Regions from separate parts of the Homo sapiens genome. Here region 2 is linked to region 1. A link is a contact called in ENCODE Hi-C or POLR2A ChIA-PET data. All regions are on one chromosome and are shown on one strand. The core of a region is the stretch at or near the end of the contact, and the rest is flanking DNA. Distances in the headings are between cores, read along the strand shown. Region 1 overlaps SLC22A1 (solute carrier family 22 member 1). Region 2 has its middle 18 kb from the start of SLC22A3.

What was found. A loop is a pair of places that touch in the nucleus more often than their neighbours do. ChIA-PET counts read pairs that join two places held with the same protein, here RNA polymerase II (POLR2A). Pooled maps may share reads with other maps.
Region 2: a loop to region 1 is called in a map of tibial artery, with 2.5 times the contacts of the local background. The contact joins two enhancer-like sites. A Hi-C loop is called at or near these places in 1 of 168 maps with a recorded cell type or tissue (tibial artery), 1 of 37 single-sample maps with no recorded cell type and 2 of 50 pooled maps. POLR2A ChIA-PET finds 5 or more read pairs at or near these places in 1 of 52 experiments (IMR-90).

Annotation. Positions count from the first base shown.
Region 1 is chr6:160,138,309-160,143,862 of GRCh38, reverse strand. SLC22A1 (solute carrier family 22 member 1) reads right to left here. Exons shown (of 11, transcript NM_003057.3): 7 at 3,996-4,210; 8 at 214-322. Among named protein-coding and RNA genes, the nearest start is that of SLC22A1, 19 kb to the right of the region's middle. Within about 2 kb of position 2,739, at least 8 of the 41 ENCODE cell types and tissues checked have a DNase peak (open chromatin) inside an H3K27ac peak, as active enhancers do; they include tibial artery, where a contact is called at or near this core.
Region 2 is chr6:160,327,024-160,332,923 of GRCh38, reverse strand. No RefSeq gene overlaps it. Among named protein-coding and RNA genes, the nearest start is that of SLC22A3, 18 kb to the left of the region's middle. Within about 2 kb of position 4,268, at least 3 of the 41 ENCODE cell types and tissues checked have a DNase peak (open chromatin) inside an H3K27ac peak, as active enhancers do; they include tibial artery, where a contact is called at or near this core.

The DNA of each region.
Region 1 (5,554 bases), core at 1,490-3,989:
GTCCCCTTTCACATTCTCTGCTATAATTATGGGTTGACCCTCTCTTGATGCTTAACCCCATCTCTCTGAACGTGATTTCTTAACAATGCCACTCAATGTCCAAACTGAGCAATGCTTGGCTGCATCTTTAGGAAGCACCTTGGAGATGTTGGTTCCCACTGAGCTGGTGGGTTCACAGCCATTTCACTGGCTACCCCTGTTCCATGCACTCACCTGACGAATGTGGGGTACAGCTCAGCATTCACCAGGCAGATCATTTGTATTGCAATGGTGATTCCCATTCGGCCAACACACATGATTATGATGTTTAACCAGTGCAGGTCTGGAAAGGAAGTACAAAGAGGGTGTGGGTGGTGGATGGGGGCTTCGTTCCCTGAGTTACTGTGAGAGGCCATGGTGGGTCATGCTTGGACTATTAGAGCTGGTGGGGCCTGGAAGTTTGTCTTATCTAACTTTTTCATTTTTAGATAAGTAAACTGAGTCTCAAGAGATTTGGGGAGTTGACGATGACATATTCAAGAAGACTCCATTGAACAGGGGAAAGAATGGGCTTTTTGAATCTCAGCTTGGTTTCCTGGGCTGTAAAATGGGAATAATGACACCCAGCTTATAGATCATCATGAGACTTAGAGCTGATGTATGTCAAATGTCCACTGTGACCACAGAATTTTAAAGTTGGCTTTTTATTTATTATATGATAGTATCCATTCTAGTTCAGTGCCTGAAACACAGAAAGCACTCAATAAACATAATCCCTCTAGTAGTAGTTCTCAAACTAACAAAACAGATTTCTAATCCTCAATTTAATATTTGTTTCCAATACAGTTTTAACCAAAACACCTTTCATAATAGTCTCAGAGGCTGAGAATGAGGGAAGCGAGCCCTTGTTTCACGCTGGCAGGCTGCTGTGGGGTTCTCGACCACCTGAAGGCCCAGAAAGCCCTCTCCCTATTGAGAATGATCAAAGAATTTGGCTTCATTGGAAAGAAGCTCAGATCCTTAATAACCACCATCATCTGCTCTGCATGGGTTACCCCCAGCACTGAAATGCAAGTAACCCTGTGACACACCAGCTCACTATAAAGGCCTCTGGGGTCACAGACACGATGTCAGCTTGACCCTTGTCCCCAGATACTGGCTATTTATGGAAATCTTGTATCATCTCACTCAGCCAGTGTGAGGGTCCAAATGAGAGTGCCCCTCACCCGTCTCATGGGTGCAACACAGTCTCTCTGCCTCCTGGAGCTCTCAGCCCTGATAGAGAAGCCAAGCTGAGCCTTCTGTTAAGGACCACACCTCATCTAGCTTCTAAAAGATAAAAGGCAAGGAGTTCACTCCAATGCCTCGAGGGAGGTCCTCATTCACAGGTCTTTAGCCTGGTGATGCTTGACCAGAGGTAAACAGCATCCCTGGCCTCAGAGAACTGAACATGCCTCCACTCTGCACCCCCAGGGCCGCTCATCACAGCAGCCAGAGGGACCCAGTTCAGACTGGAGTTGGGTCAAGTCCACCCCTGCTCAAAGCCACCAGTGGTTTCCTACCACTCTTGGGATAAAGTCCACAGCTGGCTACTTCCCAACTCACTCCACGCCTCACTCCACTGCTCCCCACGAGCTCGCCTGACCCTTGTCCCTAGATCCCGAGCAGTCCCTCCAATGCCACATTCTTCTCACCCCAAGGGCCTTGCACGTGTCAGAAAACTCTCCCCAGATTTTTACATGGCTCTTCCCACTTCATTTAGGCCTCTTCAGGCCTCCCGTGCCCATTGTAGAAAGCACTGACATCCTTCTCTTTTCCCTCTGGAATGTCAGCTCCATGGAGCAGGAACTCTCTCTGCTTCGCTCATGGTTGAAATCCTAGGACCTAGATACCTGCCAGCCATATAGAAGGCCTGGAGATATTTCCTGCGGGTTGAATGAATGACTGTCCTAAAATGTGATAAGGACTAAGACAGAGGGACGAGGGGAGGACAGGAGCTGGGAGGAGGGGGCTGGGGAGGGGACGATGCCTGGGCTCTGTCCAGGTGACAACTGAATGGACTTAGCCCTCGATGGCCCTCCTTCTTGGCACTCAGTGCTGTGAACTTTTTAAAAGTATGCCCATCCATCACATCTTACCCAGGATTCCAGAAACAGAGAGATTGGGAAGAAAGTGAGCAAAATCTATTTCAGATCCATGCTGCCCCTTTTCCTGTGTTCTCTGTTCTTTCTCCATGAAAAAAAGGGAAAAGAAAACTGAGCTTTCTTTCCCCAACCCTTTTTCTTTCCAGCCTGATCTACACAGCCTAGTTCTTGGGCATACAGATTTCACAGAACAGTCTCTACAATACCCTGCACGAAAGCCTGCCAAAATGACTCACTAAATCAGCAAGTGCAGAGCACACGCAGTAAAAACTGAGAAAAGAGCAGATCTGCCCTTGTATTTATTTTACAACATATCCAAGAGCAATGAATGTGAAAGGCAATTTACGTACTCAAATTAAAACTGACTGAAGTTAATCTGCTTTAGGTTTAAATGTAGCTTGGTTTATCTTTGATTGTAAGAATTACAGACTAAAGTATACATCCACCAAAATGGCCACTCTTAAAAAGATGAGCCAGATCAAGTGTTGGGAGGATCTGGAGTAATCGGAGCTCCCATGTGTTCCTGGGAGGAGTATAAAATGGTCTAACCACTTTGGAAAGCTGTTTGGCAGTGTCTGCTAGAGCTAAACATATGCCTCCCTGGGACCCAGCAAGTGTACTCACAGACCTGTACCCAAGGGAAATGAAAGCATGTGCCTGCCCAAAGATACGTGCAAGGATGATTTTAGTCCCAATAAGTGGCAAACATTGGAAGCAACACAAGTGACAATCAACAGTGGAAGGGATGCAGAGTGTCATATTCATACAGTGGAATCCTACACAATAATTTTGTTTGAAGTACCAACTACACTCTCATGTGACAACATGGGTGGGTCTCATAGGTGCAATGATGAATGGCTCATGCCTATAATCCCAACACTTTGAAAGGCTGAGGTGGGAGGATTGCTTGAGCCCAGGAGTTTGAGACCAGCTTGGGCAACATAGTAAGACCCCATCTCTACAAAAAATAAAAACATTAACCGGGCATAGTGGCTCACGCCTGTAGTCCCAGCTACTGAGGAGGCTGAGGCGGGAGGATCCCTTGAGCCCAAGAGTTCAAGGTTGCAGTGAGCTGTGATTGCACCACTGAACTCCAGCCTGAATAACAGAGCAAGATTCTGTCTCAAAACACAACAACAATAACAAAAACAGTATATTTGGTATGGTGCCATCTATATGAAGCTCAAGAACAGGCACAATCTGTGCTGACAAAGGGCAGAGTAGTGGTGACCTTGGAGGGGTGGCAGGGGTTGTTGTGAAGGAGCCTGAGGGAGGCTTTGGAGAAGTTGGAAAGGTTCCCCATCTTTACGTGGATCATGCTGCCCGGGTGTACACATTTTTAAAAACTCATGGAGTCATGCACTTATAGTTTGCTGATTGTATGTATGTTAAAACTCAATTTAATTTTTTTTTTTTTTGCTGTTTTTGGGGGTTTTTTTGTTTGTTTGTTTGTTTGTTTTTTGGGAGATGGAGTTGTACTCTGTCTCCCAAGCTGGAGTGTGCGATCTCGGCTCACTGCAACCTCCGCCTCCTGGGTTCAAGCAGCCTCCCAAGTAGCTGGGATTACAGGCGCCCGCCACCAAGCCCGGCTAATTTTGTATTTTTAGTAGAGATGGGGTTTCACCATGTTGGCCAGGCTGGTCTTGAACTCCTGACCTCAGGTGATCCACCTGCCTTGGCTTCTCAAAGTACTGTGATTACAGGCATGAGCCACTGTGCACGGCCCCTCAATTTAAAATCTAAAAAAACTTTGTAGACAAAGGTAGCACCTCATCTTTGTTCTCATTCCAGAGGCTTATCAAAGAGTCACAACACTTTCCCCACACTTCGATTGCCTGGGAAATGATGAAAGCAGACAACTTACCAACTTACCAGGTGAGATAAAAATCATGACGAGGCAGGCTGCCCCCGCCAACAAATTTGACATGGCCATGGGGTAGATGCGGCCCACGCGGTCAATGGTGATGAGGGCTATGAAGGCCCCCGGGATTTCGACCAGAGCGGAGTAAAGGAAATCCAGGTAGAGGTTCCCGCTGGTGGCGCCCATGTGCAGGATGAGCCCCTGATAGAGCACAGAGTCCGTGAACCTGAGCCAAGAGGAGGTTTCAAGTCAAAGGCATGAGTCAGAGACTGAAGAAAAAAAAAAAAAAAAAAAGCCCCTCGCAGATGGAGAAAGAGCATGAATCACTGGGTTTAGAATGCCCTAGAGCAATATGAGAAGAGGGGAGTAAAAATGAGAAAGAGTGTCCTAGAAGGGCCCCAATGATACATTTTTTTCATGATAGATGTGAGAGTCTGACTTGTAGGATATGCCTCCAAGTCTCCTGGAGACTGCACGTGAGGATGGCTACTGTTCACTGCAGATTTAAATGTCTGGTTCTGCACCAAGCCCTGCACGTGCGTACCTCATCTGACACCCCAACAGGCCTACGAGGAGGTGGGCAGGAGAGACCAGGAAGTAAGGGGCCAGGTGTCGGATTGCTTTATGAGCTGTGTCACCTTGAGGAAGTTAACTAACCTCTCTGGGCCTCAGTTCCCTCGTCTGTAAATGGGATTGTAATAGTACCTCCCACATCTGTTTGTCTTGAGTACTCACTGAATTAGCGTACAAAAGTGCCAATTATAGTTCCCAGCACACAGTATGCACTCAGGGCACTCAGAAGACTCAGGGCACAACAGACAGAGGCATGGGCCAGGTCTTTCCAACCGCACCATGGCATTCCCGGCCCTTTACTGTGCTGTCCTTAGTGGGCGCTATTGATTCACCTACGCTCTTCCATTCACTGCACACCCCCTCCGTCCATATTTGAGAAAATGTAGCAACATTACAGCATATGGCACACAGACCCGAGGCCTAGCTAAATCACTCTCACCTGAGCCAAAATGTAGGGTGCCTCATGTGTCACTTCGGGGGGAAAATATCATTTGGAAGCTAGAAAGCTTTTACAGTCATATTTACATTGTGAGAACAGATTTGGGTCAATAAGAAATTACTGTCTCATCCCAGCATGCAGATTGCCTATCAGCTCCAAAACTGAGATGAAAATGCATGTTGCTAAGGAATGTATCCTTCTTTGATAAAATTTCGCCTAAAGAAGCATTGGGATGCTTTTGTTTCTAGTCCTAAATTATTCCTGATTGGACAAAGGGTCAAGAGAACAAGAAACAAGGTGCTTGCCTGCAACTCAAGGAGTTGAGGTTAGCCTGAGTGCCTCTGTACCATTTAGCCAGTTAAAGACAGCAGTCATATTACTGATAAAGAAACTGGTTTAAGAGAAAGGAACGTGTAACCTTGATTTTCCTGTCAACAAGCCAGTTAACAAATGTGCCGGGCTGCCACCTGTGGGCAGAGCTCATGAATTGCATGTGTGTATTAAAATAACAAAAAAAACCACATTGACATTGAACATTTCCTGCATGGATGCTGTACC
Region 2 (5,900 bases), core at 3,019-5,518, 190 kb before region 1:
CTGGTCATTCTGCTTTCTTCTTTTTCAGAGACTGAAGTTCAGACAAACAAATAAGCCACCACTAAGAAGCAGAGTTGGAATTTAAACCCAGGTTTTTTACTCCCAAATTAGAGCTCTGAGTCCTTTCTATATTTATGTGTTCCAGGTCTGTATCAGCATTAGTGATTAATTTCCCAGGTTCCTGGCTCTACATTTGCAAATTAATTTACATTTTCCCAAGAAGAACTTGCCCTGAGGAATGCGGAGGAGATCACAGCTGCTGTCATCCACTCTCCCTTGTCTCCCGAATCTTGTAGAGAAGCTGTCCTCATTGCTCCTATGGGCTTTAGATGGTAAACAGCAAATGCCTGAATTCTTGAACAAACTTGGTGAAGAATACAAAAAGTGAGATTTTTACCCCCAAAATTGTTGAGTGGTAGATAGTGCCTTGCATTTCCGAGCACAGCCTTCTCCAGTACCTAGTGAAAGGGTTCATTTTTTTTTTGTCTTTGACAGACATAGCTACATATCCCCTACATAATCAAAATTGCCTTCCAAAACCCATCTTTGAAATAAATTTTAAATGGAGAGAGGCAGAGAGAGTGAGAGAGAGCGAGAGAGGGAGAGGAAACTGTGTGGAACTAGATGGAAATGACTTCTCTCTTCTCTACCCCTTTCTAATAAAAAAAATTAAACCTCTTCCAACTCCAAATTTACCCCGGCATTTTCTGGCTGCCTTGCAAGTCCATGAATGCTGGCAACGTGCCATGCCACTTGCTACAGATACTAATGGTAGGGATACCTTTTCAAACGAAATCAAGACCAGTTAGACATCATCAGCACTTCTACTCTTGGACAAAAAGCATCCTGGATGATTTACGTCAATCTTTAAATCCCCCCATATTCCCAGTCTTCACGGATTTGTGAGCCAAGCCAAGCTTGGCATGGACGCTCCCCAGTGTGCCAAAGGTGGCTTATGAAATGTGGGCCCTCAGGCATAGGCACAAGCAGGGGCCCTGTGACACCAGAGACCTTTTGGGAACTCTGCAGTCCATTACAAGTTGTCCTCTCTGGGAGCTGGTACCTGATACCCGGGACTAGGAAAGAGGGGCCCCATTCTATGGCTCTCCAGCCTCCTCTACTCCTTCTTCACTCTCCCTCCATCTCTACTTTGGAAACATATTTTACTGTTGGATTACTTTATTTTGAAACATTTCGTTAAAATAATACATGCATATGAAAACTAAATGATATAAAAGGAAATATGGAAAACAACAGCCTATCATGCAACTTGTCACCTTAAATAACAGAGGCTCTCTAAAGGAAAAAGAGGCTTCCTCAGGACTAGGGCATTGCAGTGGGAATACGTGCACCGTGGTAAACTATATGCATATTCAGGGAGGTAAAGGAAGACAGGTTTTTAAAGGAAAGATTAAGAGGATGACACACTTGCTTTCAAATGATTATCCTTGGCTACAAGGATCAATCACAAGGCTGACGTCTGTCCAAGGTTGGACAGGCAGCTGCTAAACAGATGTCCCCGCAGAAGTATTTTCTGTGTAAGTTGCAATGGCCTTTGTGCAAGGTTGTGGTTTCTGCAGAATCTTTTGTGAGAGTTTTGTTATCAGGCATACAAAGTGTAAGAACCCTCTCTTCATTGCCTTCCCAGTTCTGTCTGTCAGGGTGTTTTGTTTTGTTTAACACAAGTGACTCCATTTTGATTTTGACGACTTTCACAAACCCTTCCCCTTCCTCAGTGCCACTTCCCAGGGTTGACCATTTTTTAATAATTTCAGTTTTCAGTCCTCTTGAAAGTTACTGCTGTAATGTGGAATAATAAGCCTAGGCTTCTGTTTCTTGTTTAGTAACCCTTGATAGTATCTAGTGACTCCTTTCTGAAAAACATAATCAATTTTTCCCTATAGTCCTCTAAGTGTTTTACTGCTACAGATAATTTTGAGTTATGTGTTTAAATAAAGTTATTAAATCTTGATTTCTTGTCCTAGGAACCTTGGGCGGTGTCTCCTGACTCAACCATGTGTGACAAGAATACCAGCTTTCCCCCATCTCTGAGCTTCTAACGTTTTTTATGCCTCCCCCGACTTCAAAAGTGTTAAGAGTTCCCATGGGGATGGTGAAATGGGCCATTCCTGAATGGTATAATAAATCTCACCGAACTTCAGGCATGCCTGTCATCAGCCAAGTCCTCTGGTGGGGCTGCTGGCATTTGAAACTGAGGCTTCTCACAATGTATTTCATTTCTTCGGCTACTCAGTTCAAACTTCAGTTATTTCAGTGTTCACTCTTGTGTTAATTAGCTTTGAGGGAGAGTCACAAATAAAAACATCAGAAAGCTTTTTGCCGTCTCCTGAACAGGACTGAATGACAGGGAAGGATGAAGAGTGTAGGCTAAAATGTAAAGAAGACCCAGTTCCTGGCTCAAAACAACAGACCTCTATTATCTCATAGTTCTGGAGGACGGAAGCCCAAGATCAAGGTGTCAACAGGACTGTTCTCTCTCCTGAGGCTCTAGGGGAGGGTCTGTTCCCAGCCTCTTCTGTCTTCTTGTGGCTGCAGGCATTCCTGGGCTTGTGGCTGCATGGCTCCCTTCTCTGCCTCCATCTCCCCATGGCCTTCTCCTCTTCTCCCTGTGTTTCTCTCCTCTGTGCAGCTCAGGCACTTGGCATTGAATTTAGGATCCACCTGCATAATTCAGGATAAGCTCATGTTGAGATCCTTAACTTAATTACATCTTCAAAGACCCATTTTCCAAATAAAATCACATTCAGAGCTTCCAAGGGTGAGGGTGTAGATGTATCTTTTGCGCTGATATACTGTTCAGCCTACTACATTGCCCCTGGAAAAAATATGTTTTGATATAAAAATAAAGGTAGAATCCTTTTTCCTTCTTTGTCCTCTAAAAATACGGAAAGGAAGGAAGCCTTCCCATGGCAAACAGCTAGAGTCTTTTGCCCAAACCAGGCCTCAATTTAAGTGTTGTTCTTGATGTTTTGTGTTTAACATTTTTTTGAGGGTGAGGCTTGGGGGCAGGTTGCCCGCAGGAGGCACTGGCCTCATGGAACTACTTTCTATGATGCAGATTCAGTTCCTGGGGATTTTGGGGGGCCAGAAGGGGAGGACTATTTAAAAGAAGCCCCTAAACTTCACCCTGACACACAGAGTGCCTATTTGTGTTTTGTTTTGTTTTTTCCCTCAAGGGAGAATGGTTGTATTCCATCTCATCAGGGTCTCTTAAGATAAGCCCACACAACTGCTTTTGATATGAGAATCTAGACTGAATGTTCTAGGGCTCTCCAGCCTTTAGGAGGAAATGATATTATTTTGGCAGGTCTGCCTATGTTATGAGGGCTGAGGGCTTTCCGCTCTTACCCGCTGAATCAGCTCCCAGCCTGCCTCCCACCACCCCACAGGCCTCCCCACCATGGCGGGGCCTCCCTGCACCCTCCGAAGTGAGCCTGACCTGTGGTCCTGCTTTGGGGTCCTGAGTGTCCCCATCGGCCCTGCAGCTAGTATGTCCCTAAGCAGGTGGCTGCCTCCACCCTTCTCCTGTCTGGCTCTGTGCTGCCTGGAGCTGTCAGGGCACCAGAGCCCTGGTCCTGGACCTCCGGGTGGAGGGTGGATGAGCTGGCTTCCAGGTGGCTCTGCATTGTCTTGCCACCTGGCCATGAAGCTTCTGCTCCACGTCTCAGAGTCTTGCACAGAGTTCCTTCAGTTTCCAGTTTGTCCCCTTTCCCCCAGGCACTCCAAACCTCAGGTCTGGCAGGACGGACGCCATCCCAGCTCCAGCATTGGCCACTGCTCCTGGCTTCTTTTGGAGGCACTAAAACACTTCATTTCCTGAAATTTTCCTCTTTTAGCCAATAACTAAAGTCCCATAAACTCCACAAACATAAACCCAGTCTGGGGTCTGCCAGGACATCTAGCCGGATTGGGAGGAGGGTGGGAACATGAGTGCCATGCATCCACACCACACCTGTGAGCACAGCTCCTCCCTCAGGACCCAGGTGAGTACACAGAATGACTCCTACAGCCTTTCTCCCATTAAAAAAATAATAATAATAAGCCTGAACTTGTGTACTCCTTCTTCCTTTCCAGCCCCACGACGTTTAGTAAGTTATTTTCTCCCCACATCCTTTCCAGTTTCACGTGAGTCTGCCTTCCTCATTTCTCGCTGGGAATACGATTCCCAAAATAGCCTGAGAAAACTTTCTGTGGCATTGCCAGCCCCTGCGGGAGGGGCTCCATTATGAACTCCATGACTGGAGACTCCTGGCACCATGTGGCGAGGCTACCAGAAGCCGCATGATCTTGACCTTCAGTGAAGGATGTCAGTAAATTCCTTGTGATGTAAGAAGCAGTTAATGTGCACATAGAGGCCACATGCTCACTGAGGTGTCCCAAGGACACACTGGAATACCTGACCTAAAGTTTTGTTTTCCTTTTCATTTACCAGTTGCTCCTGCTATGCATTTTGATCATTGTATTGTTGTAGAAGACAGTAGCACAAAAGCCTTTATTTTTTGGGAATTTCAGCGTTGCCAGTTAATTATCTGGATCATCCAAGCAATGTCTACAAATTTTGTTCTGACACTAGAAACTTGATAGAGGGAGATATGTAGCCAAAATGAAGCACTGAGAGCATTCTGTGCCCCGAACCCTCCCTGATGTCAATACGTAGCTGATCATAGATAGCAGGAATTCATCCTGTTGAATAGTCACCAAAGAGAAATTCCCTTTGCTATGTGCTGTGACCAAATCTTGCCTAGGGGCCTGGGGAGAAAGTATGCCCTCTTTTCTCATTTTGTAATAAGCAAATCAACTGAACAGTGTTGTGGAGGCTAATATAGCTTCACAATTCAGACACTGTCTTGTTTATGGGATTCTTGGGATCAACCAAATGGATTCTTTTTTTTTTTTTTTTTTTCACATGGAGTCTCGCTCTGTTGTCCAGGCTGGAGTGCAGTGGCACCATCTCGGCTCACTGCAACCTCTGCCTCCTGGGTTGAAGAAGTTCTTCCTGCCTCAGCCTCCTGTGTAGCTGGGACTACAGGCACACACCACCATGCCCAGCTAATTTTTGTATTTTCAGTAGAGACAGGGTTTCACCATGTTGGCCAGGCTGGTCTCAAACTCTTGACCTCAAGTGATCCACCACCCTCGGCCTCCCAAAGTGCTGGAATTACAGGCATGAGCCACCATGCCTGGACTGGATTCTTAATAAGTCTCTGTTTGAGGGGAAGTCCAATAAAATATCTATGTCTGGAATCCTGTATTCAAAGAATCTTTAATAATGTGAAAAGCTCTCAGCTACTAGGGAGGCTGAGGCAGGAGAATTGCTTGAACCTGGGAGGCGGAGGTTGTGGTGAGCTGAGATCGCGCCACTGCACTCCAGCCTGGTGAAAGAGCGAGACTTCATCTCAAAATAATAATAATAACAATAATAATAATAATGTGAAAACTCATGATATTGCTATTTGTTTAAAAAGTATCAGTATGCTAAACTGTAGTTACAGTTTAATCTCCAAAATATCGCTTGCTTGATCTAGAAAATTTTTTACTTGGAAACAAAGGTGTTGATTCCATAATTCGTCTCAAAGCTTAAATGTAAGTTCCTGAGAAGCTGCTAAGCCTCTCAGTTGCTAAGCTGGTCACTCTAGGCCTTTGAAAGTTGCATCCTTTTCTGAGCACACCATTTTGATACAGGATGAAATGTGAAAGTTCTGGGTGCCAGGAAATGGGAGGAAAAGATGGAGGGAGGGGATTATCTCAGGGAAGGAGGCTGGTGACTCTGAAAAATCAACTGGGCTCAGTCAAAAGTGCTGTGGGCCTCAGTTGGAAACTGGAAGGGGACTGGGGCCTTAGCAATGGGGAAATTGACAAAATCAGGCTGCTGTAATCTC